Regions from separate parts of the Homo sapiens genome. Here region 2 is linked to region 1. The links are chromatin loops, found by intact Hi-C in ENCODE. Cell type or tissue: dorsolateral prefrontal cortex. All regions are shown on one strand. Each heading gives the region's core, and the rest is flanking DNA. Links, peaks and the distances in the headings are about the cores only.

Region 1 (16,291 bases), core at 6,367-11,366:
TATTTTTCTGCTCTAGAGATCACAGTCCTGCACCCTCTGTTGTCTAATGTCTGAAAACAGTTGCTTAATTCTAGAGCAGTTATTCCTTCATAAGCAGAAGCAGAAGTTCTACTATATTTTGTGTTGTGCTGTTTATTTAGTTTTTTTATTGTGGTGATGGTTTTTCTTTTGCATGATATATCTCATTACATTCAGATGTGTAATAAAATTGGTCTGTAATTGCTCTGATCTCACAGTGCTGAAGAGCTGTGGAAGAGAGGGAGGATCAGGGAATAAATTTTATCCCAATTTGGATGAATCATTCCAATGCATCAGTTTAAATTGTCTCTGTAAGTAGCACAATTTCTGCTTAGATGAGAAAATAACATCAAGTATTTCAAAGTTCTGCCATCCTCCTAGGGTGACCAATTTATACTGGTTTTCCTAAAAGTTTTCCAGTTTTCACATTACAAGTCCTGCACACCGGAAAACCACTAAGTCCCAGACAAACTTGGACAGTTAGTCACTAAGTTCCTCCAACTTGTCTCCAAGATGATATCTGATTTGGGGGGCAATGGTGTGTGTGTCTTCCTCATCCCTGTGGTTGCAGAGGAATGATTAAGTATGAACCAAGTGACCTATGTATTCTTACTGGCCACCAGCCAGAACTAGTGAACAGAGACTCAATAGTCCCATTCCTGGCTATTTTCCTAGAGCTGAAGCAATGTGGTCTATGGAGCAATGGCTATCTCTTCTTGATGACCAGGCTTTATCTCAGTGGTCATTGGCCCAGGGAAACCCTGTGTTCTGGCTAAGACTCACTCATTCTTCCTCCAGATTGACCCATCTTCCCCACAACCTTCACGTATAGGGCCACTGCACAAAAACCCATACAGGCAAGCTCTTCAGACAACACTCTTAGCTACCTTTGACATCTCTCTGCAAGGCACACTAGAAATTCTTTATTCTGTCCACAACTTGAGCAACCCTGTGGGACTAAACCAAGATCCTTTATCTGCCTAACCATATGACGTCACTGAATTTAGTTTCATGTGTCACCTTCAGCTTGTGGGAACAGTGAATGGTCACCTTTTGCCATCGTGAAAGGGAAGTGGGTCAAGGTGATCTGCAATCAGCATTTTCCTTAACCTGCCTAACATCCCTTCTCAAACTGAAAGCTGAGCCTGGGGATCAGGAAATATATCTGACTGCCCATTTCTCCTACTCTGGCTCCCTTATTTTCTCACTATTCTGGGGGAGCTGAAAGAGACGGGATTTGGGTTTTTCACCTCTTCTTTGTCATGTGCTTCTTCTATAGGCCCAAAGCATAAAGAAAACTGATCCACCAGGTCCACCTCTTATTATGTAGAAGAGGGATTTTAAAAAAATTGTAATCATTTTTCCTCTATAGCCTGGCTTTCTAGATTCACATCTCAGAAATTGAATATTAACTCTTTTTTTTTTTTTTTAAAGATGGGAGTCCCCCTCTGTCATCCAGGCTGGAGTACAGTGGCATGATCTTGCTCACTGCAGCCTCCACCTCCGGGATCAAGCCATCCTCCCACCTCTGCCTCCCAAATAGCTGGGGCCACAGGTGTACGCCATCATGCCCTGCTAATTTTTTGTATTTTTGGTAGAGACAGGGTTTCACTATGTTGTCCAGGCTGGTCTTGAACACCTAAGCTCAAGCAATCCACCCACCTTGGCCTCCCAAAGTGCTGGGATTACAGGCATGAGCCACTGTGCCCAGCCAACTCTTTCTTCTTGCATTTCAGTCATAATATTTTCATCCTCCCCTTGCCCTCTCTATGCCCAGCCAGGAGGCAAATTCAAAGGAAAAGTACATTTGTATATTTCAAAGTAAGACTTCCTTACATGTGATTTCCAAACTTTTACTTTTAACCTTCTTTAGTTTTAAATGTACTTATAGAAGACAATAATTCTTCTGGATTTTCTTTTTTTTATTTTTAGAATCTTTGTATTTCTGTGAGGGAGTTTTGTCCTTTATATATTGGCAAAATTGATATCCTCACCTTACATCTGTTACTAATATTAAGCTTTCTGTTCCTGTAGGGCTCCTTGCTATTACTACCTTAAAATCTTTTTATTATAAATTTTTCATCAGTTGTGATTTGTAAAGTATGTATCATAGTCTCAAATCTGTTCATATGTTATTTCCCAAAGTTTCATGGGGGTATTAAGAGCTGTTACTCACAGCAAAGAAATTGTGCCATTAAATATGTTTGGGAAATTCAGGATGAATTAAACAGCCTTCTCACTGTAGTTCTTATAATTTTTAATATGTTAATGAATTTTAGGCTACAACAGCAGAAAATACACAACAGGCCAAATTTATTTGAACACAGAATCCCTTTCCCAACAAACCTTTAGTGAAACAATTGTCTTATAGAAAACTATTGGAAAAATGTGGTGCTGATATTTACATTTTTGCACCTTTTATGTAAATATTAGTAAATAAAAGTACTACTGTCATCTGCCCTAAATATTCTCTGGTTCCTCCTGAGGTTTATTTTCCAGCTTTCTCCACTCTGCTTGATGGCTCAGAGACTTTCTTCTATGGGCTTCAGCTGGGTTTCCTCTTCCTCTGGGTCTCAGTTGGGTTCAGCCCATGAGGCTCTGGCAGGAGATGGAAGTGTGGGAGGAAAGAGCCCACTCTATCTACTTCCCTGGTGCCCTTCCTGTAGGGCCATGGATTGGCACAGCTGTGTGCTTCTCTTGAAGGCTGCAGCTCCTGGCAGGAAGCGCTTCTATAATTATCTATTTTTCTTTTCCTTACCTCTGCAGACCTAGGAGTTGGTAACAGCTACCTGCTCATACTATCCCCAAGTGTTTCGCCATCTCTTGCTGGTCCCGCATAACCTCCTACAAGGGTTATGATAAACCTTCATTTAACTCTCCTCAGTTATACCTTGGGCATGAATGATCAGTTTCATGTCAGTTTTCTGATTCACATAGTGCCCACTGTGTAAAATATCAAAATTAACACACTTATGCTTTCTCATCCCTTTTCCCCTGCAACCCCAATTTTTGTTAGTTAATATGGAATTTTTTTTTTTTTTTGAGACAAGAGTTTTGTTCTGTCGCTCAGGCTGGAGTGTAGTGGCACGATCTCAGCTCACTGCAACCTCCGCCCCCTGGGTTCAACTGATTCTCCTGCCTCAGCCTCCTGAGTAGCTGAGATTACAGGCATGTGGCACCACACCTGGCTGATTTTGTATTTTTAGTAGAGATGGGGTTTCACCATGTTGGTCAGGCCCATCTTGAACTCCTGATCTCAGATGATACGCCTGCTTCGGCCTCCCAAAGTGCTGGGATTGCAGGCATGAGCCACTGCACTCGGCCGTTAATATGGAATTTTATATGTAATTTCATAGTTTAAATTATTATTAATATGATCATCATTTTATGTTGAACATTTTGTCTATTAGGAAATGTTAAAATAAATGATATTTTGCATTCTATCTCTTCAATCATACAATAAATATTATTTAGAATAACTGGTTTAAATAGTTTTAAGACTCACTTTTAGTACTTTTGTACCAGAGTTTCTGTGTTCTTGAACGTTACTTTGGTTAATCACTTGGTTAGCTAGAATAGTTGTCAAAAAGAATACATAAATTTTACATTTTCACAGTCATTGCTTAGTTTACAATATTTTTCTTTGTCTTTCTCAGAACAATCACTGGGCTTGTTGTGAAATTCATGAATCGACATCCTCTCAAAACTTTTTAGACGTTGTTTCCATTATCTACTGTATTTGAAGATTATCGAGAAATTGTGTGGGGCCAACTCAATTTTTCTTTGAGGCTCATTACGTCCATCTTAGTTTCCATCACTGCCAACCAACATTTCAGGGAAAAATATCTGCATTTCAAAAACCTTCCCCTTCTTTCCTTCCTTCCTTCCTCTCCTCCTCCTTTTCTTTCTTTCTTTATTCTTTCTTTCTTTCTCTTTCTTTCCTTCCTTCTTTTTCTTTTCCTCTCTCTCCATCTCTCTCTCTGTGTCTCTCTCTCTCACACACATACACACTTTAATATGTGTAAATATCCTGCTCTTCTAAATCTCCTATGTGATTTAGCATTTAACCACATTTCTCGCCTATTTCAGTCTTTACCATGATGCTTGCAAGATGATGATTTTACAGTTTTTACCAGTTGGTCTCTAGCACTCAACTGTAAACAAGAGCCCTCTCTTCTCCCTGAATTATTTATTTATCTATTTGTTATCAGCATGGATGCATGATTTCCTACTTTTTTTTTTTCCAATGGTTTAAAAGTCATTACTGTACTTAATTATTTTAGTTCAGAATTTCCCAGATCTGGCCAGTGGGAGTCTCTCCAATCTGAGACACTCTCTTTAGACATTTAATTGCTCATTTACATCAAGATTAAGATGCAGGGAATCAGATGCTTATGCTCAAGTCACCAGCCTGTTCTAGAACTGACATCATTTTCTCATTGTACATTTGCCCATAGCCAGAATAGGCATTAGACATCAATGCACTCAGTTCTTTCTACATTGCTCAACCCCTCCCTGATGACATTATTTTGTATACTGATTGCTACAAGCTTCTGTATATATGCACATACAGAGAAATCTGTAGAAAAAAACTTTTTTAAATCAGGTCACTGTAAAGCAAGGTCTGACATATTGTACATAAATTCAAATGTGCTTATGCAAAAATCTATCTAAAAATATAAACCTCATGTCTGCAAAATCTAATGATGTGTGTGTGTGCATGCGCGCACACGCGTCTGTGTGTGTGTGTGTGTGTGTGTGTGTGTGTGTGTGTCCACTATGGCTGGGAAACATCCAGGGAAACAAGCTATCTCTTATTAAAACCACAGTGAAGGTGGCATTGGGTGCAGCTGGTTATCAAAACCAGGCTTTCCCACGGCTTGCAAATGGTTGGTTCTGAGAATAGTGGAGTCCAGTAGAACACAGAAGAGGGAAGGAAGCTGGTATGAATTAGAGCTGAAGCCAAGCCCAAGGCAGAGACTTGATGTCAGATACCGAGCAGAAGACTCTGGCCTCAGCTCAGGTGAACCGGAGGTAGAGGCAGCCTAGTACTCTGGATAGCTCCTGAGCACAAAAGGTTTGCTAGGCTTGTAATCTTCCAAACACCATTTTGATTCTCTGCTGTGTCTGGAATTCTCTGTCTCAAAAGAAAAAAAAAGAAAAAAAAATCTTCTATGCCTCTCATGTTCCTGCTGCCCCTCTATCCAACCATGTAACCATTTCCATCCTCCTAAGAGCTTTTGCAATCTTCGCATTGGGTGGGAGGGGTTCTCATAGAGTAGTCATATCTTTAGAGGGGTCTACACAGCCCAGAGTAAGGACTCTGGGACAAAATACCAAAAAAAAAAAAAAAAAAAAAAAAAAAACACAGACAAAAATCCTGGCATTCCCCTCTCTTACCTCTGTGTGGGTGAGTGTTGCTGCTGAGAGTGGCCTCTCAGGATACCTCCTTGCATGTGTGCATGGCACGTGAATGTCTCAGAGGACTACATGCAACAATTCACAAACTCAGTTTTTAACCCCCCTTTTGCCATTCAGCTTGTGACACGTGGCCATCAGAGACAGCACCCAGAGTTACACAGCACTCCCTTCCCAATGAGGCTGCCACATGTCACCAAGAGCTGCAGTTCTCTCTCGCACATTTTGCATAATCAGTTTCTATTCTGTCGTGTTCTCTCACACATGGTGCTCTGAGACTATTCTGGAAAATAGAGAATTTTTTCAGTTTAGATGAGTAGCATGATTTTACGTTGTGCTCAGCCTGTTTGGTAAATGAAATCAATTACTCATCTATCTGTCAGATGAAGAGAAAGACACATGCCTGCGTTTAACCTGTTTTTAGATCCAGAGACCATCGCTTTGCTTCCATCACACTGAGAATAACAACAATCCGCATCATGGCCCTGAGAGCTGATGTTTGCATTCAGATTTCTAACTTAAAAAATTCCACACCATGGGTTTCTGCAATAGCTTCTAAATGTTTCCCCTCCTTTGAATACATTCTACATTCTGTAAGCCATTCCCTGATCAAAGCTTTGAAAGCACTACTTACTACTTGGCTTACAGATTGAGTTTTATCATTGACTGGCTACCCAATCTAGTAAAATCACACCTTCTCCAAGCCGCAACTTCCTGAAAAGTAACATTGGGATCAAAATACTACTTCTTCCTTAAAGGATGGTTAGGAGAACTCACCGAAAAATTGTAGGCGAAGAGTTTTGTAAATTATAAATTCTTAGAAGGTGTTCATTATTTCTATAATCTTTCTATGGCTTCTCACTACTGAAATTTCAAACTCTACTCCGGCATTTAAACAACTCTTGGACCAAAATCCACCCAAACACGTTTTTGTCATTTTTGTATGACTCCCTGGTGTGAAAATTCTTTCCCAACTGAACGTGTATACCTGCATTTTCACTGGGTGTGGCCAAAGTTGAATAATAAAGTCCAGAGAAGTGCAAGACAATGGAGAAAAAGGCAAGAGTACCAGATAAGCTGGCAAAACTTAGATTTCAGTAAATATTTTAGACTTGGTTTTTCACCCAACTCACAATGCTCAAGTGCAACCACTCAGCACCTTTATGTTGGAAAGATGATTAGGGTTTGAATTACACCAATGACATTTTCCAAGTATGTGACCTTAGGACACTCACTTATAATTTCCTTTCTTTCTCTGCTGAAAAGTTTGAACCTTACCAGACAGTTGCAAAGAGTTGATGTGGCAAAGTATGTATATATATACACATACACATACATATATATATATATATACATGTACATATTTTTTAAGTGTTAAAATATTAAAGGACTGCACAAATGTTAGTTTGCCATTGTTGGGTCATTGCAAGGGCTGGTGAATTCATAGTGCTTAAAAGAAACCTGCAGAGCAATTCTTTTGATCCATAAATCCTTGTCTAATCTCTATGGCAGATGACTCCATTAGTCTCTCAATAGGTCTGTCCTCAAATTTCATAAGCAGCGCCATTGTAAGGGCAGAGGAGAAGTAAACAGTCTAAAAATAGTTTCCTCACTAATTTCCCCTAAATTTGGAGAAACAGACAGTGTCTGTGAAAGCAGTAGCCTCGTGCTAGAGCATTCATGGATGAGTCAAACCCCTCTCCATCCGCTGCCAGATTTTTATTCATTCAGGGGCTGTCGACTCAGTTTGGGGCTCTGTTTTCCTTCCTCTTCCTGCCCACTGCCTCCTTCTCAATCTCCGTTACCCATTAGCACACCTCCCCATGGGAGGACCAGGAAAGAAGATTGATTAAGTCAAATAAGTCGATATGAGTACTTTTTAACAATTTACACCGGTGAAAGAGCAGGTTAAATAAGCTGTGGTTTGTAAGCACTCTGTGAACTTCATTCATCTATGACCGCTCTTTCCCCTTCAACAGAACCACAGATAACTAGAGGTGGACTCTCTCGGAGCCCCTCTAGTAAAAACTCAGCTTCTTTGGCAAACAGCCATAAAGGAATTTTGATGTGTAGGGTTTTGTTTTTTTCTTTTTCCTTTTACAAATAATGAAATGCCACTCACCTACTTAGAACCGCTCTATGGACCTTGAGGACACCCAGGCCAGGAAATGGCAGCCCCCAAGAGTGTGGCTACCCTGGAGCAATTGTCTTCATAACAGAAGCGGGCAGGACATAAGGCGAAGGGGGAATATCCTTCAGCCAAATCCCAATAGAGATAGTGCATTCTTCACCTGAATTGCATTCCGCAAGCATACTTCCAAGATGTATTCACTCCCCTGAAAACAAGCTGCCCAAACATCTGTGGGGAGACAAAGGAAAACATGGGGAAGGAACCCAGAAATGATATTTCAGCATAAACGTGGGAAGAAGTACACTGCAACTTGCAAACAGCCTTCTGTACCGCATGCCATAAATTAACACAATATAAATTTATACATATTTACACCACATAGTCTCTAACTATATAAATCCTCAATACTCAGACTTGTGGAGTAGGTGTAAGAGAACAGTCCATATGTTTATTCATGTTCTGTGGAACTCTAGGGAACTTGGTGATTACACACACACACACACACACACACACACTCTCTCTCTCTCTCTCTCTCCCTCTCTCTCTCTCTGTATGTGTGTGTGTATAATTAAAGGTGATTCTAAATGTTTAAATCAAATTAATGCCTAAAGGCAAAACACTATTTTTAGAAAATGGTGCCATTTTTCAGATAATCACAGCCCAAAAGAATTTTAATTATATTTAACTAAGCTTTTCCTAGTTGGTTTATGTATTCCAAAACTTTGGTAAATAGTGACTGATCTATACATAAAGATTTTGTAGAGTAAACTTTTTACAGATGGAAAAGACAATTTAAAGGACTATTCCCTAGGATCTGTTACCCATATGAAAGAAAGTAAGATTAAAATACAAGATTTCACAATTTATACTTGGAAACTTCTTAGCTAATGAGAGACTTTGTGATATCTTGAGGGTTGGGGGTTGGGAGGAAATATCAGAATAGTGGGAATCTCCTCCTGGCTCTGCCATTTACTTCTTATTCTTGGAAAAGTCCCTTCACCTCTCAGAGGATAAGGGAGATAGTAATATCTGCCTTGAATAACTCAAAAAAAAAAATGTAAGAGTCAATGACACAGAGCTGCTGTGAAAGTACTTGGCAATTGTAATGTCTTTATATGTACTATCAAGTCATTGTTATGGTTTCTTTTATAATTCACTAAGCAAACAAAATGCATTCAATTTCTTTTATAGCTTTCTTGGAAGAAATCTACAGCTGGGTTGCTGTTGACACTCTTTGTATCAGAAGAAAGCCATCCACGATGGTCAGAGAAGCACATCACAGCACCGATTGCCAAATTGCTTTGGCACATGCATGTGTGTGGGCGGGGACTGTGGCTGTGTCTTGGACACTGCCCAGCACTCAGTGGGCACTTATTAAATATGGAATAACAAGAAGTATTTTAGAGGGAAATGGCTGTCTGACACAAACAAGACAGCAATTTTTTCACATGTCACCCATTTAAAGGTGTAGCAGCTGTGGAGTAGAGCCTTTATTGTATATGTAGGCACCAAAGAAACGTACTAAAATAGAGTTGCACTTATCATAGCCAAAGTCATAACTGTTACACAATGAAGAGTAGATGCTTAATCTCTGCTTTGCTTTACACTGACAGCGAATAGAATCGATTTCAAATGATACCTTGTCTCTATTTCAGTCTGCCTTTTTTCTCCTCCTTGAAACTATGAGAGGATGCTAGTTATGCATCATTTGAGGACTGGAGAAGAGAAGTCTTTCTTCTGCTTTCTTCTGCCCACATCCTTATAAGTGTGGAAAAAGTCTACACATCACAGAGATGCCCTTAGACTCCATATAATGGCCAGGACATAAACCCAGACTCATGTGCAATGATAGAGGGATGCTAGGTTCATGCTGACACCCCTGTCCACTCCACCACCATCACCAATGCCACCATGCCTAGCACAGCAGTGATGGCTGCAGCGGAGTTACCCGGCCTCATGCTCAGTGAAGTCACTGGTAACTACGACTCCACATGAGGAATAGATTTTTGCATGTATAAAAATTAAGAGCAGTACCTCAAGGACATGCGGGAACACCAGGTTAGAGCTAAGCCCTGTGCAGCCTCATTTTTAGGAGTGAAGGAAGGACCAGTAATGAAGGAATAAAAATATTTGAAACATTCACTTTCTCACACTTTTATGCCACTCACAGTCTGCTGGGGACAAAGATGTGAAGTTAGGAATGTCCAATCAAGACTAACATTTTCGATTTTAAGATCACAGATCACTTTGCCAGTCTGATGAAATCTATGGACTCCTTTCCAGAAAAATGCATGTGACACAAAATTGTAAATATAATTTTAGAAGGTTGATTGCCACCCAAACCCTGTTTAAGAACTCTGCTCTGAAGAATTAAGGGAAAGACAGCAAGGGAGGACTACTTATTAGGCTTGTATAGAAACTGTAGGGCTAAAATGGAGTAGAGTATATTAGTTTCCTATTGCTGTCGTAATAAATCACCCCCATTCAGTGCCTTAAAACAACACAAATTAATCTTCTTACAGTTGTGGAGGTCAGAGGCCTAAAAATGGTTCAGTAGAGCTGCGTTCCTTCTGGAGGCTCTAGGGGAGAATCTGTTTCCCTACCTATCCCAGCAGCTGATTTCTTGATTCACAGCCCCACATCACTCCAACCTCTGCTTTCATTATTATATCTTGTTCTCTGACTCTGACTCTCACCTGCCTTTTATAAGGACCTCTGGGATTGCATTGGACCCACCTGGATTATGCAAAATAATCACCTCATCTCAAGATTCTTAACTGAATCACCTATGCAGAGTTTCTTTTCCCATGTAAGTTAACATATTCACAGTTTCTGGGATTTAGGATGTGGACATCTTTGGGGCCATGATTCAGCCTACCACAGGTTGCTTCAAGGTTTTCACTTTGCACAGCACTGTTTGAGAGAACAGATTGGCATTCACGCTAGAAGAGTTAGCCAGAAATTGAAGGTGCGTATTTGATTGACATCCAAGCTTCTATATCTTCAGGAAAGTTACCGAATGGGGCCAAATCTAAGCAATGGGAAGGAATTAGACCTCCATGCTTGAGAAAAGCCTAATACTTTTTGAACCCATGACTCCAGGGGAAAGTTGCCTGACTCACTATATCTTGAGTATCTTGAATGGAACTCTGCAAACTGGCTCATTGAGAACCTCAAATGGTAACAGCTCTGAAAGACAAAGAAGAATGAAGAATACGCTCAAATAAGTTGAGCATGTGTGCTAGTCAAAATGATTTGTATCATTCTCCTCTCAATTTTCCTGATACTTGAAAGCCACTTTTTTCTAAAATTTCTAAATTATTGTATTAGTCTGTTCACATGCTGATATTAAGAAATACCCAAGACTGGGTAATTTATAAAGAAAAGAGGTTTAATTGACTCACAGTTCCGCATGGCTGGGGAGGCCTCATGGCAGAAGGCACCTCTTCATAGGGTGGCAGGAGAGAGAATGAGTGCAAGCAGGGAAAATGCCAGATGCTTATAAAGGCATCGGATCTCGTGAGACTCACTCATTAACACAATAACAGCATGGGGGAAGCCACCCCCATGATCTAATTACCTCCACCTGGTCCTGCCCTTGCCATGTGGGAATTATTACAATTCAAGGTGAGATTTGGGTGGGGACACAGAGCCAAACCATATCAATTATATAGATAATCTCCTCAATTGTCCTTTTCATTTTGTCTAGATGGATAGGATAATGTCCTAGGTAGGATCTGAACTTGTTGAAAAAATAATGAACATAGGTCATACTATATTAGGACTTTGCAATTACCTGGAGAAACTCTTGCAGATTTCATACACCACTAAGAGGTGCTATTCTTAGCAAGATTCACACTTGGTATGCTCAATTTCAATATGAACTCAATATTTGAGGAGAAGGAAATTAAATCAGCACTTGGGTTGTTGTTTTCTTTTTTGATCCACAGCAGACTGGTCTGTCTGGATCCTGCGATCAAGATAGAATGTCATTATCCTGGTTTTTGTCTGTGACCTGTCAGAGCGGACGACTGGGTTTGAACTGAAAGGCAGCACATATGCTTCTGAAATGCTTAATTGTAGCAACACAGAAACATTGAATAAGCTTCATGTTGAAAATGTTGTCATTTCTCTTCCTAAGCCCTTCAGTGTTAAAACTGGGCAAAAAATAGATGGTCGAGCAAAGGCTGTTGTTTCCCTGATGTTCTCAGAAGCCAGCTCCCAGTCCTTGGCTTAGCCTTGCTGCCGAGTTTGAACTGAAGCTGGTGAGCAGATGAATGCTATATATCTCCCACAATGAAAATCAATTGTAGGCTTATATCTTTCTAGAGCATTGCACCAGAGTACTGTTGATCCGCTTTTTTGCTTTAAATGGAAAACCCTCCGGGGAAGTTTTGTGTACTCTAAACAAGATCTCTGTAGGATCAGATAATAGGGTCTGTGTGAATGTAATACAAAATAGAGAGAGAGAGGTGGGTGGGGGGGCAAGCATGCTAATGCAGATTAGAGATTATTCAGCTGAGACTTTCATTTACTGAGGCGCATAATATAAAAATGCCACTATCTCAACTGCCATTTTCTTGTGATTTCTCCAAAGATTTTGGGACGATTATTTTTAAAACAAATGCTTTAACTCTCAAGAAGTCAGTTCTGGAAACTTAATATGTGTTTCATCTATGCTATTTGTATTTTTAAAATTGCACACAATTTGAAGGTAATACTTAAAGAATAGTGGATCTGATTATCATTGATTTCATTTGGATAATCAAGGAATACTTGTTTTGAAAGGGGGTACTTTTAAAAAAGGAAATAGAAAATGTTTACATACCTCAACTTAAGGATCCAAAGGAGAAATGTCTGATGCACAGGATACAATGCATATGATAAGGACACTACTTTTAGTACTATGATTACCAAATAGGACCATGTCATGAAATTCCATTTGTCAATTCTTGATATGTTCCTTCTTGTATTAATCAGGGTTGTCCAGAGAAACAGAAACAATAGGATAGATATATACATATATATAAAAAGAAATTATATATACATATACATACGTACATACACACATATCTATCTATCTATCTATGAAGAAATGCATTATAGGGAATTGGCTTATGCAATTATGGAGGCTAATAAATCCCAAGATCAGCAGTCAGACAGCTGGAGACCAAGGAGAGGCAATGGTGCGGTTTTAGTCTGAAGGCTGGCGGGCTTAACACCTAGGAAAACCCAATGTTTCAGCTCAAGTCCAAACATGGAAAAAAAAATGATGTCCTGATTTCAAGGTAGTTGGACAGGAAGAGCTCCCTCTTACTCTCAGAAGGGTCAGCCTTTTTGTTCTATTCAGGTCTTCAACTGATTGGATGAGGCCCACCCACATTAAGGAGGGTGATTTGCTGTACTCTGTCGACTGATTCAAATTTTAATCTCATCCAGGAACACCCTCACAGACACACCCAGAATGTTTGACCAAAGGTCTGAGAACCCCGTGGCACAGACTAGTTGATACATAAAATCAACCATCCCTGATAACCATCACTCATCTACCCATCCATCCGGTCACTTATTCATTTGCTTGATCTACATTATGAGCACCAACTGTGTGCCAAATTTTGGGGCTAGGAGCTGGGAACACCGAAACAAATAAGGTGGATTTGACTTCTAGCAGGATGGCATGAGGAGCTTCACAAACCTGCTAGCCAGTGAAACTGGTTTAAAAATATATATTTTTTTCTTTTAGAGATGGGATCACCCAAGCTAGAGTTCGGTGGCACAATCATAGCTCACTGTAGCCTCAAACTCCTGGGCTCAAGTGATCCTTCTGCCTCAGCCCCAAGAATATGGCATGCACCAGCACACCTGGCTAATTTTTTATTTTTTATTTTTTTGTAGAGATGGTGTCGTGCTATGTTTCCCAAGGTAATCTTGAACTCTGGCCTCAAACAATCCTCCCTCCGTGGCCTCTCAAATTGTTGGGATTATAGGCGTGAGCCACCATGACCAGCAAAATTATTTTTAAAAACAAAACAAAAATAACCATTTAAAGTCTCTAGAAACTGTTCTAAGGGAATACAGCAAATAAAGAAGCATTTAGGAGAACCTACTAAAACTGAGTAAGAACAGTGAGAATCTGTGGTATTTGAACCAATATCACTCCCTCCTTCTCCTCTCCAAGCTTAGTGAAATGGAAACTACACTCCAGACAGCTAAGAGCACACGGCTCCTTCTCCAGACAGCTCCCAGTCAGAGGATGTCAGCACTTCTCATCTTGTCCTCAGCTACCTGTTGCTGAGGCTAAAATCTGGGTGAGTGTAGCCAAGAGATAGAGGATCCCTTCCTCCATTCAGCCTGCGCTTGTGGGATGGTTTTGTATTGGGTGCAGTGCTGCTGATTATACAAAGGCCCTGATTGCTGTTGTATCATCTCTCAAGGTGATGGGTCTATGCCAGGGGAAGTAAGCTGAAAAGACCTGAGGCTACTAGCCCCTCTCCTTTCCATCAAACATTCAGTTCCAAAAGTGAGGTGTCACTCAGAGAGAAACACACCATTGTCCCCACTTCCAGCCCCAGATCTACAGTCCAGAAATTTTGCCCAAGTAGAGAGGCAGACTATAAAGCAGAGAGCCCCAAGTCTCTTCCTAAAAGAACTTACTTCATTCACAAGAAAGTGTGCAGAAGTTCAAACCTAAGTGCACTCTCGAAAACAATGGACTTGTGGTTAAAAAACAACAAAAAAAAAATTAAAAAAAAAAAAAAAACCAAACAGCTGAGAAGACATTGACAGGTTCATTGGAGATATATGCTAAACTGTAGGTCAGCTATTTTGCTGGAGAAAACACCCAGGGAAAGAGATAACCAGCAGGAGCCCTAGAAATCTGCTGGGCATTCATGGAGCTCAACATCTGGGTGCAGTCAGTGAAAGAGATAGCTAAAGAGAGCTGTGCCACTCTGCCAAAACCACTGTCATCCCAGAGTGACTGCAAGCCTACCCAATGCTGTACCCTCTGAAGAACATCAGAGACTTAACACAGAGGAGTGAGGAGAACAGAATTCACTAAAATTATGCAGTGGCAACCAAACAAATAAGCAATAAAAAGCCTGGGCGGTGGAAGGACTGTATTCAGAGCTGCTATAATGTATTATCTAAAATGCCCAGTTTCCAACAAAAAATTATGAAACATACAAAGAGAAAGTATGAACCATGCACTGGAAAAATAAGCAGGTAACATAAACTGCCTATAAAAACAACAAAATATTGGTATATCAATGACTTCAAAGTAGCCATTACAAATTTGTCAAACAACAAAAGGGAACCATAATTAAAGAAGTAATGGAAGGCATAATGATAATGCCATATAAAATATACAATATTAATAAAGAGATTGGAATTACAAATAAAATGTAAATCATGGAGTTGACAAGTACCATACAGTTGACCCTTGAACAATGCAGGTTTGGGGCACCAACACCCCACACATCAAAAATATTACATGTAACATTTATTGAAAGTTGAATTGTTTAATATGTACCATAGATTGAGATCTGCAGCTGTGGTTGCTTGCCATTTCAAGATATTTTTTAAAAAAGCAAATTCATGAAATTTACATTAAATTTGCATATAACTTTTGATCCCCCAAAAGAGTCCTGATCATAAACCCAACTGCATTTGCACAAAAGAGTAGAGTTAGCCCATCCCTTCCTGCCTTAAATCCTGATGCTCACTTCTCTTTCTTACTAATAAATGCCATTGGGGGCATTTTCTTTTTTCTAGAATAGGGCACTTTCATCTGCATTAAAAACCTTTTTAGCAGATATCTTTTCTTATCAACGATTTTCTTAGTGGCATCTGGGAACTCACTGCTGTCTCTGGGTTGGCAGAAAATGCTTCTCCTGTTATCTTGACATTTTCAAAGACAAACTTTTCTCTAAAATTATCAAACCATCCTTTGCTGGCATTAAATTCTCCAGCATTAGATCCTTCAACATCTTTTTGCTTTCGGTTGTCATATAATGACTTTGCTTTTTCTCACATCATATGAGAGGTTATAAGTATGCCTTTCCTTTAGCAATTCTACACCCGCATAAAAGCTGCATTTTCTATATGATGTAAAAAGGTATTTTGCAAAAAGTGCAAGGTCTTCACACTTGCTGGTATAGCTGCAATGATGGCTTCATGAATTTTCTTTTCTTTTCTTTTTTTTTTTTGAGACAAACTCTCACTCTGTCACCAAGCCTGGAGTGCAGTGGTGCAATCTCGGCTCACTGCAACCTCTGCCTCCCAGTTCAAGCAATTCTCCTGCCTCAGCCTCCCAAGTAGCTGGGATTATAGGTGCGTGCCACCACACCAGGCCAATTTTTGTATTTTTAGTAGAGATGGGGTTTCACCATGTTGGCCAGGATAGTCTCGAACTCTTGACCTCAGGTGATCCACCTGCCTTGACCTCTCAAAGTTCTAGGATTACAAGCATGAGCCACCTAGCCCGGCCTTCCTTTTCTTTTTCTACAATGTTCATGCTAGATTTATTTATCTTGAAATGGCAGGCAATCACAGTTGCAGACCTCAATCTATGGTATATGTTAAACAATTCAATTTTTTCTAGGAATGTCATGACTTTTCTTTGCTTCTTGGGAACATTTCTGGCATGACTTTGCATGGGTCCCATGGTGTTATTCAAGGTTTACAATATTACACTAAGCATAGTGAAAAATACATAAGAATCTT
Region 2 (16,291 bases), core at 4,476-9,475, 65 kb after region 1:
GCCCTAGCCCCCAGGCTCTTTCTGGAAATATGGATGTAGGGGATGGGAAAGGACAGGGTGTAGCAGACTCAAAGGAAGAAGAGGAACAGAGATCCAGTACTACATGACACTGTACTCTAAAGGCTTTTTAACTTTCTGTTCCTGCACTAGACTATAAGCTTTGGAGGGCATTGGCTGAATCATGTTTCAGGCACAGAACTGGCTTTCAATACATAGCTGTAGAAAGGACTGAATGAGGCCGGGCACGGTGGCTCATGCCTGTAATCCTAGCACTTTGGGAGGCTGAGGCAGGCGGATCACCTGAGGTCAGGAGTTCGAGACCAGCCTGACCAACATGGAGAAACCCCGTCTCCATTAAAAATACAAAATTAGCCAGGCGTGGTGGCGCATGCCTGTAATCCCAGCTACTCGGAAGGCTGAGGCAGGAGAATCACTTGAACCCGGGAGGTGGAGGTTGCGGTGAGCCAAGATCACGCCATTGCACTCCAGCCTGGGCAACAAAAAGCAAAACTCTGTCTCAAAAAAAATGAGACAGAGAGAGAGAAAGAAAGGACTGAATGATTGAATGAACAAACAAATGAGGAAAAAAGAGAGTCCCATCACTTATATATTTCCATATATATGGAAACATATAATTACTTACGGATCTCATACACTAACTTATGGATCTCATGCACTAACAATTCTGAAAGCAGAACATTAAAACACTGAGTAAGGTGCCTTTGGCCACTTCCTTTTAAATACGTACCTCTCAGTATATTTATGAAAATAGCAGTGCCCTTAGCTGATAGTCAAATGACATTTTCACCCTAAATATGACTGCTAACATGGAATGCTCTAGCTGAAGTTGTGACCTACTTTTTAAAAGTAATACACCTTGCATGTAGCGGAGATAAACATTTTTTCCCTACATTGTGGATGTATTATCAAACTCATTGTTTGCTCTTGAGTTTAATCATGTATCAGCCCAGAATTGTAATTCTGACCCTGTGAAGTAAAAATGCAACAAGGACTCAAAAGACAGAACATTCTGGGTAAGTAAGGCTCTGTTTGTGCATTTTAGTGGCAGATAAATCTAGTTGTGTTGGCCACATTTAGAGTACAAGTGCCAGTGTTGACAAAATGGCAGCCAACAGTAGGTAGACTCTGCTGCCAGACCCAGGATGACCAACATTTTTATGTCTAAGATCACACTATATTGTTTACACAATATAAAGGAACCATAAAACAAAAACACAAGCATTGCTGAAATATATGGGTCAGTTTCTCATCATGCCTGTTTTGCAATCTCAATATTAGCCATGCTGCCAGGCTTGGATTTCCATGCCTATAATATAGCAATTTCATTTCTAGAAATTTATCCTAAGGAAATAATCAGCGAGATGCACAAATATTTATATACAAAGATTCTCATCACAGCGTTGTTTATATTAGTGAAGCACTGAAAACTGTCTTAATGTCCTACTCTAGGAGACTGGATAAATAAAGCGCGGTGTAGCCAAAGGACATAACATTATAAAACCATTAAAAACCATCATGGTGTAGCAGGACAGCAAATTGTGTGGGAAAATAATCATGGTATATCTCACAGCATATTGTTAAATGAAAAGAACAGTTTGTAAAATAACAGACAATGTGATTCTACTAAGAATTCCACCTAAGAATGCAAAGAAAAATGACTAGAATGCTATAGAGCAGCATTTTAACAGTGATTCTCGTTGGGTGACAGTAGGAGTGATTTTACTTTCATTTTTGTGCCTTTATTTTATAAATTTCCTACAATTAATATGTAATAAAAAATTTGGGAGTATGTAATTCTTAAACATGACTACCTGATATCAGCATTCTGGTTTGTAACATTGATGATTGTCACATTTTATGCTCAACTCCCAGTCTGCAGAGCCCCACACCCAAAGTCCTCTTAACCCCTGTGTTTGGGTATCTGTATGTATTTGGGTAGCTGGCTTGTATGCTCCTTCGATGGCTGGGCCTGTGTCTTCTTCATTTTTGTATCCCCAACATGAAATAAAAGTCATGAAGCAATCCTAGGTTTTCTCAAAGATCCAGGAAAAATTAATCCAAAGAAATACTTCTGAATTCCATGCCATAACTGAATGCATTCCTCCAGCCTCCCAACTGGTTCATGGCACAAAGTAGCCACCCAGGTTAAAACCTTGTAGTCAATTCAACGTGATGGGCTCCAACTGTATCTGTCGAATTTGCATGCCCTTTAGTAAGCATTTTACTATTCACCGTATAGGACTATCACCCAGATTTAATTAAATAGTTGATTAAACATGATAATGGTGGTCATTTCAATAAAGCACTGAATTTCAATTCCTTGTTCAGAACATAATCCTTATGACTACATTATCTCTAGGGGAAAATCAAATCTTTTTTTTTATCTTTTTCCAGGAAAGTTTTCCACTTAGTAGGTGAGAGAATTGCTCTCACAAGGGCGATTCCTGTATTCTGCACCTGGAGGCTGGAGTGAAAGGGTGAGAGGGAATGCTCACCCTTGTACCTGAGCCCTTGATTGGCCCTAGATGTAAAGATGTCATGGACGCTCACCTTAGGATATTTATGACGTCTAATGGAGTCAGCGAGCAAGGGCATTCCCTAGAATATCTGCTGCAGCTTTAGATGCCAGTACACGTAACTCTCTGGCAGGTAATTAGGGACGAGGCAATCTAGTCTAGACTTTGGGATTTTTCTGGTTGGTTCCTGCATGCCCAACCAATCAATATGCATTAATCATTGAACGCTTATTGTTAACATGATTCAGCCTCAATGATTCATCTGCATTACACACAGGGAAGTCTGTTGTGACTGGAGATGGGCAAAAGAGTTAAAGGAATGAAGAGACGTGTTTTGCCTAAAGGTGCAAAATATTTCTGTGATAAGTGATGAGAGCACCATGGTGGGGTGGAGAGCAAATGCAAATTCATCAGGAATTTCCAGAAATGTGCGGACGGCGCCTTCCTAGCATTGTCTGCATGGCAAATTCAGCACTTGGCGTATGCTACTTCGAATTGTAATTATTTTTCATTTATAGATACCTTATCCTTCCAGCTTTGTTATACACTCCAGAAGGGTAGGGGCCACATTGCTTACGTCTGGGTCTCCAGCACCCAACACCCAGCCTCAGAGAGGTAGCCCCTCAGTACTAATGATGGGAGATAGCTGCCTCCTTGGTGATTGTGATGATGCTGCCGGCAAAATCTGCCATGCTGACCAAATAAAGGTAAAACTTTTGGAGGTGCTGTCAAGCTTGATTGCCCAGTGAAGCTTCTTTGGCCTGCTAATCACTGAAAAACAGGCTCTCTCACTCATATGAGATCTCCCCTCCTTCCTGTTCTCAGCTAGAAATACCATGAGAACAGACTGTCTCACAGTGTTTTCAGATTTCCACTTCTAGTCCCTGCCAAAAGCAGGAAGTGCAGAAGTGGGCGATAATTCTTTTTTTCTTTTTAGAACACTTTATTAAAGAGTTTTGGTTGTTACTTGTTTTTCCCCCTGAACCTCATTAGAATTAATTTGAGCAATACTTTGAATTCACATGATGATTTTCTTACAAGGCACACAAAAAGCCTTATTTATCAATGCCATTTCCCCATAAGGTAAGGTAGAAGGAGCTACCGAGGGTAATGAACATTAAAGATGGAAGGCACCTTGGGGATTTTCTACTCTGGCATATTTTTTAACTGATGAGAAAATTGAGACCCAGAGTCATCGAGTGGGGGTATTTCCTGCTCTGTGTCAGCACATGCCTCCCTGCCGTGATACAACACAGTCATTCTCTTGTCCTGCACTGCCACCACCCCTACCCTATCACCACTTTCCCTCCCCACCCCCACATCTATTCTACCCCTCTGCTCTCCTGCTCCTTTCCCCAAAGTCAGCCCTTTCATTTTGGGAGAATCAATAGCAGATAACCATCATTAAAAGGACCAAGAATAATCACCGTGTCTGACTGTACTTTTGGAAATGAAGGAAGAAAGGAGGAAAAGGAAAACAAGAAGGAAAGAAGAAAACAGAGGAGTAAACATAACATAAAAGGGGGGAGGGAAGAAAGCAAATGTTTATCAGAGACCAAGGAAATGCCTGCTACCTCCTTTCAACATAATGCAGCAACTCAACATCCGGTTGGATAAGCTGATCTATTGCATGGCACCATTTTGGTTCTACCTCCTGGGGGTCATTTTTCTACCCCACCTGTTCTAATACTCTCCCCATATCTTAGATCGATGCCCAAGGGGGCAAGTGAGTCCTCAAATGAGAGCCAGAGGCAAAGCAGAAGTAGGCCTTACAGGTTCTATGGACTAAATTGTGTCTCCCCCAGCTGCATATGTTGAAATTTTAACTCCCAATATGACTGTTTGAAAATAGTTCTTGCTAAAGGAGGAAATTAATGTTAAATGAGGTCATAAGGATGGGGTCCTAATCCAATAGGACTGGTGGTCTTATAAAAAGAGGAAGAAAGAGTGATCTCTCTCTGCACACACAGAAGAAAGGCCATGTGAGAACACAGTGAGAAGGGTGCCATCTTCAAGTCAGGAAGAGAGCCTTCACCAGATACTGAATGGGTCTTTTGATCTTGGACTTTCCAGACTCAAGAACTATGAGAAATAAATATCTGTTCTTTAAGCCACTCAGTCTGTGGTTTTTTGTTATGGCAGCCCCCTAGCAGAGTAATACATGTTAGTTTTTTTTTTTGTTTTTTTTTTTTTTGAGATGGAGTCTCACTCTGTCTGTTGCCAGGCTGGAGTGCAGTGGCGCGATCTCGGCTCACTGCAATCTTTGCCTCCCGGGTTCAAGCCATTCTCCTGCCTCAGCCTCCTGAGTAACTGGGATTACAGGCATGTGCCACCACACCCAGCTAATTTTTGTATTTTTAGTAGAGACAGGGTTTCACGTTGTTGGCCTCGATCATCTGACCTCATGATATGCCCACCTCGGCCTCCCAAAGTGCTGGGATTACAGGCGTGAGCCACCGATCCCGGCCTACATGTTAGTTTTTAATTGTTAATTAAGTTAATTGTCATTGATAAAAGCCAGAGTCTGAATTTTTCCGATGACACTCTAAAGTCTCATGGCTGTTCGTTTCATACCTCAGGACATACCTTGTATAATGGTTTCTCATCATTAGCCTACATCTCAAGTAGCCGATCTAAAGTCAATCATCATAGGACCAAACTGGGTGACAGCACAGTACAAGATCACAGAAAAGGCATATCCTCATTCATCAGCTGACTACTCAGGACCACATTCACTTCTTCAGAGAGAGGTAGGTTTCCTCTGAAGCTCACAGAGCTGTAGCGTCAGGGTACCACACTTGCATGGGCCCCTTCCTAAGCCCAGTACTTAATTTTGTTTTCAATTTTTTAAAGATTTTAAAGGTAGAGGCCCCCCTGCACCAATATATGTGCCTGATACTCCCACATTTTGCCCTGCATTCGACACGTATGTATTATGCCAGGCCTTATGCCAGACACTAAAAATATAGTAGGGAACAAGATAAGGCCATCACAGTACAAGTAAATGAGTATCAGAATAAATAGATGATCTGTATAATTTAGGCAGAAACCATCCAAATGCGTAATAGTGGAGGTGGGAGAGAAAGAGGAGTTTACATTCACTTCACAACAACTCAGCAGATACAGCCCAAATCCAGTTTGCCCCCTTCATGTCCCCAAAGGCTCTGATGATGCACATTTTTCAACTGGAGGGAAAGATGATTGACTGAAAGCCTGCTGTGTTTTGAGTAAAGAACTCAGTATTTTGCATATGTTATTAAATTCTTACAACATCCGTGTGGCATGAGCACGATTATCCCTGTGTGGTGAGGACAATAAAGCGCAAAGAGGTTAAATAATGTGCCTCATGGTGGAGCTCCCTTTACATACACCCAGGCCTACCTGACTCCAAAGCCCACGAAGCTTCCAGGCTGCCAAAGCTTCTGCCATGAGCCCCACGGCTGAGGCCAGGCTGAGAGCAGGCAGGAGATAATGGAGAAAGGGTGGGGACAGGGAGACTCAGCCTCTCAAATTATGACTGCAGCAGTTTTCCAAATGGCATTCTTTTCACATTGCTGCTACGTAGGGCCCAATTCCATAGTACAGTAGAGTGCGTGGTGGCAGCAAATGAGCACAGGGCTGCAGGCATCTCCGTGCCTCTGAGTGCTGTGCTCCGTCGCTTTTCCACTCTTTAAAGGGCTTCGAGCTCTGTAAAATTTAGTTTTAAATCCATGAACCACCTGGCTGTCGAATCATGCTTACACATCTAAATTCTATGAGAAAAATAAGCCATTCAAATTTTGAAAATTTTCAAACTGAATAAATCATGCTTGGCTACAAAATCTTCACCCTGCATAGCCCTTATGTAAGCGCCTTTGTGGAGGTTTCCTTGTTCAGCCAAAAAAAAAAAAAGTGTCAAATGATCACAAACCACCCTCTCCTTTGGCTATGAGTATAACAGGAAGCACTAAGATGATAAGTCATTTTTCTCCTTTTATCTTTTTAAAAGACCAACCAGAAATCTAATGTGAACAAAGCTAATGTGATACTAAGTTTGCAAATTTAAACTAAGAGTTCTGCAGTCAAGACATGCAAAGTTTCCATAGCAACATTAGCTCTCATCTTTAGGATTTTCAGTTCTATTAAAGCCATTAAAATCATACTTTTGTATATACAAATGTATACACAATGTGAATCGAATTTAAGATTGAGGCTTATTTTCCACATTTTAATTGTAAATGATTCCTGTTATGAGTTCGTATGCGTGTTTTGTGAGTACACCTTTTGTAAATGAATAGTATTAAGCAGTAGGTTGATTTATTTCGTTCTTCCCCCAATTTTTGCCTCTTTTATGTTCCATTTCCTCAATACCCTGGATGCTGAAAGGGTGAAGGATAAGGATGTCAGACTGCTCTAAACCACACAAGGAACCCACCTTGCTATAGTCATGGTGCCACCTCCAAGTATAACTCAAAACCAATTTCATTAGGGAGGGAAAGGTCTCAGCAAACGTTCTCCCAGATCAGATGGATGGACTCACAGAGGCTACCCTCCAATGGGTTTCCCTATCCCTTTTGGAGCTGGAAAGGAAACTGGCTTTACTAGTGGCCACAAACACAGCCGGCTACAGGAAAAAAGAAAGTGTCTCCTCAAGCTAAGCCTGAGTAGAGAACCTAGTAAAACCCTACATCAGTTGGAAAGTGTAGTCACTGCAACATATTTCATGAGCTACCCATAGAAAACCTCACGGGCAATGAACATTTCCTTGGGGAAAAAAAAAAACCAAAACCAAAATAATTGTAGATTCTTGCTAGCAGTGTGGATGGTGTTTATTTTTCCAAAAATGAGTGAAGCAGATGGGGATGGCAAGGATGCCGGAAGATTCCCGTGATGTCCCCTCATATGAGACAGTGTCGGACAGTTGCAGACACTGGACTGAACATGGAGGAGGGAAAGGAAACATTTCTTCAACGCACTTTCAGTCTGAAATAGTATCACGGTGTCACAGACATGCAGAAACCCTCAATGAAACAGACAAATGGATGTGGCAGAAGGCTTAAAGTGAAACCAGCCTGCAATGATCAGGGCTATTTTTAGTTTTCTAATGAAGAAAGCAGCTGTATTCAGAAAGGCTGTCACTCGCTGCTTGTGAGACCAATTTGTTCTTTTCCGGGGTTCCAGTATTCATCACCAGTAAACCTCCTCTGGGATCCTCAGAAAGAGGCCCCAGACAGCAATTACTGTGGGTTTGGCTTTTTTGTGTTGTTTTTCTAAAGAGGTTTAGGAGAAGGTTCTTAAGAATCTTGGTTAATAGACCTATTAGAACCAGGGAAGAATAAGCTAAATAATAAGCTGTCCCTAGCCTTTCTGGTACAAACCTGATCCCATACAAATCAGTTTCAAAGCCTTAAAGAGCAAAGGACAAAATTCCAGCTTACTCTTTCTATGACCTAAGTGGCTAGTCTCTCTCTCTCTTTTATTCTCTTTGACTTGAACTGCTAAGCAAGAACATAGAAGACAGTAGACATTCCCCGGAAACTGAAAGGCAAGCGCTGGAGAGTGACCCACTTTTAGAAACAAGAGTGAGCAAAAGAGAGGGATTTATTGTCTTATAAAAGAGGCACTGAAGGATAGGTACAGTAAGGGAGAAAGTTGCTATCCCAGCTCCTGACAAGTCGGGTTTCAGCATAGGTCCTGTCACCCTCCATGGGGGTGCAACATTCTGTGGATGCTGTACTCAGATCTCACAATATGGTGACGTTTATGTGTCAACTGTACACGGAATCTTGTCAAACACAGCGAACCCCAACTATGACCTTTATTAAAACAGCTCTGGGCCGGGCGCGGTGGCTCACACCTGTAATCCCAGCACTTTGGGAGGCCGAGGAGGGTGGATCCCGAGGTCAGGAGATAGAGACCATCCTGGCTAACACGGCGAAACCCCGTCTCTACTAAAAATACAAAAAAAAATTAGCCGCACGTGGTGGCGGGCCCCTGTAGTCCCAGCTACTCGGGAGGCTGAGGCAGGAGAATGGCGTGAATCCGGGAGGCGGAGCCTGCAGTGAGCTGAGATCGCGCCACTGCACTCCAGCCTGGGCGACAGAGCGAGACTCTGCCTCAAAACAAACAAACAAACAAACAAACAAAACAATTGCTCTGACCTGGCAGTAAGGCATGTTTTCTGATTTTTAAATATTTAACTTTCTGGCAGAAATTGCCCATTATGTTAGCAAGAACTCGTGAAGGCGCAATAGCCCTGCAAATGTGGGGCGTGAATCATAGCCTCAGGACTGAGCCCTTCTCTGGAGAGGAAGAATCAACAGAGAACCTCCCCGAAACCTCACCCTCAGCCTGTGCACCCAGTGGCACCTCACAATTTAAAGGTACCTGGCTGGGGTGTTGGGAAACAATGGCACATCCCTCTAAATTCACCCTAGACTGAAAAAGAGTTTGAAAACCTCTTCCAGGTTAAAAAAAAAGAAAAGGAGGCTGGATGCGGTGGCTAACTCCTGTAATCCTAGCACTTTGGGAGGCCAAGGCGAGTGGATCACTTGAGGTCAGGAGTTCAAAACCAGCCTGGCCAACACGGTGAAACCCCGTTTCTACTAAAAATATTTTTAAAAAATTAGCTGGGCGTGGTGGCAGACGCCTATAATCCCAGCTACTCAGGAGGCTGAGGCAGGAGAGTCGGTTGAACCCAGGAGGCAGAGGTTGCGGTGAGCCGAGATGGCGCCATTGCACTCCAGCCTGGGCAACAAGAGCAAAACTCCGTCTAAATAAATAAATACATAAATAAATAAAAGGAGGGGGGAGGAGGAATTGAGGAAGTAAACAGACAAGCAAACAAAAGCATCAATAAGCCCCAAACACTAAAACCCAATGCTGACCTTCCATCATCTGCAAAATGAGGCTTGGACTCCATGATATTTCAGTCTCCTCTCAGTTCTGAAACTTCGACACAAGAGATGAGGAAACCATCCTAAAGCGTTCACTTCAGTGTGTAAACGCTCTCACTTTGTGGAAATTCTTCCTCTAGCCCAGTGGCTCTCAGCCCTGGCTGTACCTTAGAATCACCTGGGGACCTTTTAAGAAATACTCAGGTCCAGGCCCAAGGTCAGACTGTTTAAATCAGACTCTCTTAAGGCCTCCATATTTTTCCTAACCACCTTCACCAGCCTAACTGAAATTCCTTCTCGTTTCCACCTCATGAACACTCAGAACAGCCACTTAGGACAGCTAAGCAGGAGGCTCATTCCAGGGCTGGATCTGTACTGCCCATCACCATAGCCACCAGGCCCATGTGATACTGAGCCTCGAACATGGGCTTGTCCAGATGGAAATGCAAATCAAGTAGGAAATACACACTCAGTTTCCAAGATTTAGCATGAAACAAAAGAATGTAAAATATCTCATTTAAATCATTTTAATTGATTACATATTGATTGAAATAATAATTTTCCAAGACGTTGGGTTAAAGAAAATATATTATTAAAACTAATTTTAATGGTTTCTTTTTATTTTGTTTAAGGTGCCCCGTAGAGAATTTAACCTTACACATGCAGTTCCCATTCTTTTTTTTTTTTTTGAGATGGAGTTTTGCTCTTGTCACCCAGGCTGGAGTGCAATAGTGCAATCTCAGCTCACTGCAACCTCTGCCTCCCAGGTTCAAGCAATTCTCCTGGCTCAGCCTCCTGCGTAGCTGGGATTACAGGTGCGCACTACCACGCCCAGCTAATTTTTGTATTTTTAGTAGAGACAGGGTTTCACCATGTTGGCCAGGCTGGTCTTCAACTCCTGACCTCAGGTGATCCACCTGCCTCGGCCTCCCAAAGTGCTGGGATTACAGGTGAGAGCCACTGTGCCCGGTCTTACGTTCTATTTTTATTAGACCCCCATTGTGCTAGACATAACTTTAAGGTATTATTAATTTTTCTTCTCTAGCATTCTCTTCTCCACTCTGGAGAGTCTCATTTCTTTTAATTTTTCTCGAAATTATTTTCCAGTACTAAGGGCTATTGTTGCTCTCCTCTGAGCCTCTTTCATGATGGAGCTTTGAGTAGATATAATTCATTTGGATTTGGAATTTTTCAACTCATGTCCAGCTCCCAGTAGGAGCTACTGGCTGGAGTGTTTGGGAGTATTAGAAAACCTCCTAAGCCAAAAATACCTCCTCTAACTATCTTCCACAAGACCATTATAAATATTCCTTTGGATTAAGGCACTAGTTCAAAAGCCTTTACCAAATGTTCCCATAAATGCTTAATCCATTAATACTCTTACCACGTTTGCAAAGAGTAGCATGCTTAGAGAATGGGATATAGAACAGGTAACTTACTTTTTTTTTTTTTTTATAAGACTTACATAGATCAGGAAAGGCCTCTCTGGGGTGAGGAGAGGTTGGAGGGGAGGGATAAAACTGGTTAAAGAACCCACCAATAGGTGCTCTGGGCAACCAGGCAGCTCATCAGAAGCTAGAGGTTTCTCAGCAAGCTATAGAAAGCTGAACATATTCAAAAAAGATCTTGTCCCCTGAACAATTTTGCTGAAGGATTGATCCCACTTCTTAATAATAAAAAAACTCATGAAAAAAATTCAATCCTTGTAAATAAAGATTAGCTATCTTTTGCCTTTCTTTAACCAGTAACTTGTCTAGGCATATTTTAAAAAGAATTCTGTTTACAAAAATCCTACTTAATCACACCCACGGCATAGAATGAAGCACCTATATCCCAGAAAGGGTCAGTCAATCATTGGAAGTAATGAGAGGATTGCTTTGTGAGTCATTTTCAACCCCCTGCATTCGTCTGCATGCATCTCAGGATTTCGCTTAATCTTTCAACTACACGTACGCTCTGTGGTCTGGACACCACCTCTCCAGAGTGTTTGAGTGGCCAGTTCTTCTCTTGGTCCTGGGCACTTGGCATTTCCTCCCAGGGTGATCCTTCAAGAGCTGGGTTTTGTTTGTTTCTGGCATCTTTGTTCAACTGACCGAAGCACCTTGAAATGCTGATGTCCTCTGCGGAGTTGCTGGTGGTCACCCACCCTGCAGGTCATCTTCCCAGGTTGGGACCAACCTCAGGGTTCTTAGCTACTCCCTCTATTTTCTCAATCCAAGTGACCTCGGAAAATGGGCAACAGCCAAGCAGTGCCTAGGAGGAAGCCCCATGGTGGGGACAGGACCTCAGCAGTTAGGGTGGTTCCAGCTCACCACTTCTAAGCTCTTCCCTTTCAGCAGTGAGCACTTCCTCTCCTGTTGGCTCTCTGCTCTCCCACTTCCAACCCTGCTCCTTGAGTGTGTCACTTAACCCCTCACTCATTTCACACTCCGCCTCTGAAATCCCCGTTCTTACTCAGCATCGTATATCCCATGTGAAACCCCTTCCAATGTGCAAACTTCCTACTGCCCTGAACAGCATGCTGCTGTGAAAGAGTAATTCTCTGCCCTCTTGTGTTGGTTAACAACCCAGTGTATATAAATCAATGTTGTATTGCCAAACAGTAATGATTAGGAAATCTGCAAGCCCAAGTTCCAGTTAAATGGAGGGCTGGACAAGCTCAGCCTGGGGCTCAGAATTTAATCACACTCTCCTGCCTTGATACATATCACCATACCTGGCACGCGATTCTATTTTTGCATCTGTCACACTGAACTGGGATTTGTATTAAAGCCTGTCTCCCCTGCTACTCCTTGTGGGAAGGGAATAACTTTTGTTTTTCTCCTTACCTTTAAACCTACGATAGTGCTAGTTACATATTGGGTACTCAATAAATGTTTGACGAATTAATGAAGTAAGTTAATCAGCTCTGCTCAGCAAATAGATTGGAAAAAGAGATCTCTCTCAGAGCAACATGAGAAATCTAGTTAGTGAGCCATGAGAAATGTGGATATTTGAAGCAGAAATGATCAGTTTCTAAGGCTGGTCCTTATAGGGAAGTAGACAGGAGGCAAAAAGGCCTAGCAGCCTGGCAAGTGAGCATTTTCAACAAACAGTACAGGGCAAGAAGGAGCAAAGAGGCCAGGCGTGGTGGCTCAAGTTTGTAATCCCAGCACTTTGAGAGGCTGAGGCTGGCGGATCACAAGGTCAGGAGATTGAGACCATCCTGGCTAACATAGTGAAACCCCTTCTCTACTAAATATACAAAAAATTAGCCGGGCATGGTGGCGGGTGCCTGTAGTCCCAGCTACTTGGGAGGCTGAGGCAGGAGAATGGTGTGAACCTGGGAGGCGGAGTTTGCAGTGAGCCAAGATCGTGCCCCTGCACTCCAGCCTCGGCAACAGAGCGAGACTCTGTCTAAAAAAAAAAAAAAAAAAAAGGAGCAAAGGGACAGGGCAGAGAGATTGACATGCCCTCTGCATCTTGGGCACCAAGCCATGGGGACCTGAAGACAGGCAGGCATCGGCTAAACTTGGCAGGACAGCACACAGCCTGGGGAAGATTCAAAATGACAGAGAACCCTGTGAGTGCAGCACACTTCCTGTCTGCAAACTTGTTGCGGAATATGAGGCTCTTCACATGGGCTAGGGTTCCTGGACCACTGACTGGGGACTGGACGGAACACTTTGAAGTGGGCCAGAAAATCACCAACTCGCCACCAAGCGGGTCTCCCTTTGCTGACTTGCCCCTCCATAAAGGTGTTTCCCACCCTTGTAGGTCTCACAGTGCAGTGCCTGCACACACAGCATCAGCATCAGCATCGCCTGGAACTTGTTGTACCTGCAGATTCTCTGGTCTCACCCAGGCCTGCTGAATCAGAAACTCTGGGGAGGCCCAGCCATCTGTTCTTGAGGAGCCCTCCAGGTGCTTCTGGTGTGTATTAGACTCAGAAACAACATCCTAAGATTCTTACACGATTACTCTGGAAGCGTAGTCCCCAGGCGATGCTAATTCACAGCCGAGGTTGAGGACACTGGCTCACGACTTCTAGGAGTTTGTGTGACTTGAAGCAAGTTTCTTTGTTCTTTCTTTCTTTCTGCCTGGACTTGTTACCTCTTCTGTAAAATGAGGATTAAACCATCTTATTTGCTGCAATGCAAAGCGCTGAATTAGACGATTTCTTGAGGTCCCTTTCAGCTCTAGAGAAAATGGTCCCTTGATTGCTTGGGGGAAAAAAAAAAAAGGGAAGGACAAAAAAGGAAAATAGAAGACAGAAAAAGAAAGCACCAAGAGAGGTTGGTATGATAGAGAGGCAGCCAGCCAATGCTCCAAAGACAAAGTGTGGCTTCTAAAGGTGGCTGTGGAATATTTTTAGCAGAACCAAATGTGGGCATACCTCATGTTGTTGCACTTGCCTTACTGCCCTTTTTGGATATTGTGTATTTCACAAATTGAAGGTTTGCGGCAACGCTGTGTCCAGCAAGTCAATTGGTGACATTTTTGCAACAGCATGTGCTCACTTCATGTCTCTGAGTCACATTTTGGAAATTCTTGGAATATTTTACACATTTTTATTATTATTATAATATCTGGTTATCTGTGATCAGTGATCTTTGACTTAGTTGTTTTGGGGTGCCGCCAGCCGTGCCCATAGAAGATAGCAAACTTAAATGATAAATGTGGTGTGTGTTCTGACTACTCTACCAGCTGTTCCCCCATCTCTATCCCTCTCCTTGAACCTCCCTATTCACTAAGACACAACAATATTGAGATTAGGCCAACTGTTAATGCTGCAGTGGCCTCTAAGTGTGCAAGTGAAAGGAAGAGTCACATGTCTCTCACTTGAAATCAAAAGCTAATAATGATTAAGCTTAGAGAGGAAGGTATGTTGAAAACTGAGATAGGTCAAAAGCTAGGCCTCTTGCAACAAACAGCTAAGGTGTGACTGGAAAGGAAAGGTTTTTGAAGAACATTAAGCGTGCTACTCCAGTGAACTCATGAATTATAAGAAAGAAAGAGACTTATTGCTGATATGGAGAAAGTTTGAGTGGTCTGGATAGAAGATTAAACCAGCCACAATATTCTCTTGAGCCAAAGCCTAATCCAGATCTAGGCCCTAACTTTCCTTAGTTCTTTAAAGTCTAAGAGAGGTGAGGAAGGTACAGAAGAAAAGTGTGAAGCTAGCAGAGGTTGGTTCATGAGGTTTAAGGAAAGAAGCTCTCTCCATAACATGAAAGTGCAAGGTGAAGCAGCAAGTGCTGACAGAGAAGCTGCACCAAGTTACCCAGAAGATCTAGTTAATATCACTGATAAAGATGGCTACACCAAACAACAGTGGAGATGCAACAGCCTCCTATTGGAAGTACATGCCATCTAGGATTTGCATAGCTAGAGTGAAGTCAAAGTTTGGCTTCAAAGCTTCAAAGAACAGGCTGACTCTCTTGTTAGGGGTTAATGCAGCTGGTGACTTTAAGTTGAAGCCAATGTTCATTTACCATTCTGAAAATCCTGAGGCCTTTAAGAATTAGGCTAAATCTACTCTGCCTGTGCTGTGTAATTGGAAAAACAAAGCGTGGATGACAGCACATCGGTTTACAGCAGGGCTTACTGAATATTTTAAGCCCACTGTTGAAACTTACTATACAGAAGAAAGGATTTATTTCAAAATATCACTGCTCATTGACAGTGCACATGGTCACCCAGGAGCTCTGATGGAGATGTACAAGTAGATTCATGTTGTTTTCATGCCTGCTAACATGGCATCCATTCTGCAACCCATGGATTTAAGAGTAATTTCAACTTTCAAGTCTTATTATTTGAGAAATAGGGCCAGACACCGTGGCTCATGCCTGTAATCTCAACTCTTTGGGAGGTCAAGGCAGGAGGATCACTTGAGGCCGGGAGTTCAAGACCAGCCTGTGCAACACAGCAAGACCCTGTCTCTACAAATAATAATAACAATAATTATCTGGGTGTGATGGTGCACACCTGTAGTCCCAGGTCCTTGGGAGGCTACGGTGGCAAGATCACTTGAGCCCAGGAGTTCTAGGCTGCAGTGAGCTATGCTCATGCCACTGCACCCTAGCCTGGGCAATAGAGTGAGAACTGGCATCTAAAAAAAAACAAAAATCTAGCCTTCCAGTGAGCAAAGTATATTGAAAACCTTCTGGAAAGGATTCACCATTCTAGATGCAATTAAGGATATTTGTGAGTCATGGGAGGTCAAAATATCAACATTAACCAGAATTTAGAAGAAGTAGATTCCAACCCTTATGGATGACTTTGAGAGGTTCAAGATGTCAATGGAGGAAGGAACTGCAGATGTGGTAAAAATAGAAAGGGAAAATTAGAAGGGGAGCCTGAAAGTGTGACAATTGCTGCAATCTCATTATCATACTTGAATGAATGACGGTTGCTTCCTATGAATGAACAAGGAAAGTGGTTTCTTGAGATGGAACCTACTCCTGGTGAAGATGCTATGAACATTGTTAAAATGACAACAAAGTATTTAGAATATTATATAAGCTGAATTGATAACACAGTGGCAGATTTGAGAGGGGTTGACTAATTTTGAAAGAAGTTCTACTGTGGATAAATGCCACCAAACAGTGTCACATGCTACAGAGAAATCTTTCATGAAAGGAAGAGTCAACAGATGCAGCAAACTTTATTGTTGTCTTATTTTAAGAAATTGCAACAGCCTACCCAACCTTCAGCAACCACCACCCTGGTCGGTCAGCAGCCATCCACCTTGAGGCAAGACCTTCCACCAGGAAAAAGATAATGACTCACTGAAGGTTCAGATGATCATTAGCATTTCTTATCAATAAGGTATTTTTAAATTAAGGTATATACATTGTTTTTAGACATAATGCTTTGCACACTTAATAGACTACAGTA

The links. A loop is a pair of places that touch in the nucleus more often than their neighbours do. Peaks named below come from ENCODE experiments on the same cell type or tissue, not always from the same donor. Only the 100,000 strongest peaks of a DNase experiment are listed, where the experiment ranks them.
Region 2: a loop joins it to region 1, with 4 times the contacts of the local background. A loop is called at or near these places in 1 of 110 quality-filtered maps.

The regions. Positions count from the first base shown.
Region 1 is chr6:16,894,521-16,910,811 of GRCh38, reverse strand. No RefSeq gene overlaps it. Among named protein-coding and RNA genes, the nearest start is that of ATXN1, 140 kb to the right of the region's middle. In dorsolateral prefrontal cortex, for the core only: no CTCF peak of the experiment used is centred there; a DNase peak (open chromatin) is centred at 8,885; H3K27ac peaks cover 1,504 bases.
Region 2 is chr6:16,827,955-16,844,245 of GRCh38, reverse strand. No RefSeq gene overlaps it. Among named protein-coding and RNA genes, the nearest start is that of ATXN1, 75 kb to the right of the region's middle. In dorsolateral prefrontal cortex, for the core only: no CTCF peak of the experiment used is centred there; no DNase peak of the experiment used is centred there; H3K4me3 peaks cover 1,018 bases; H3K27ac peaks cover 2,666 bases.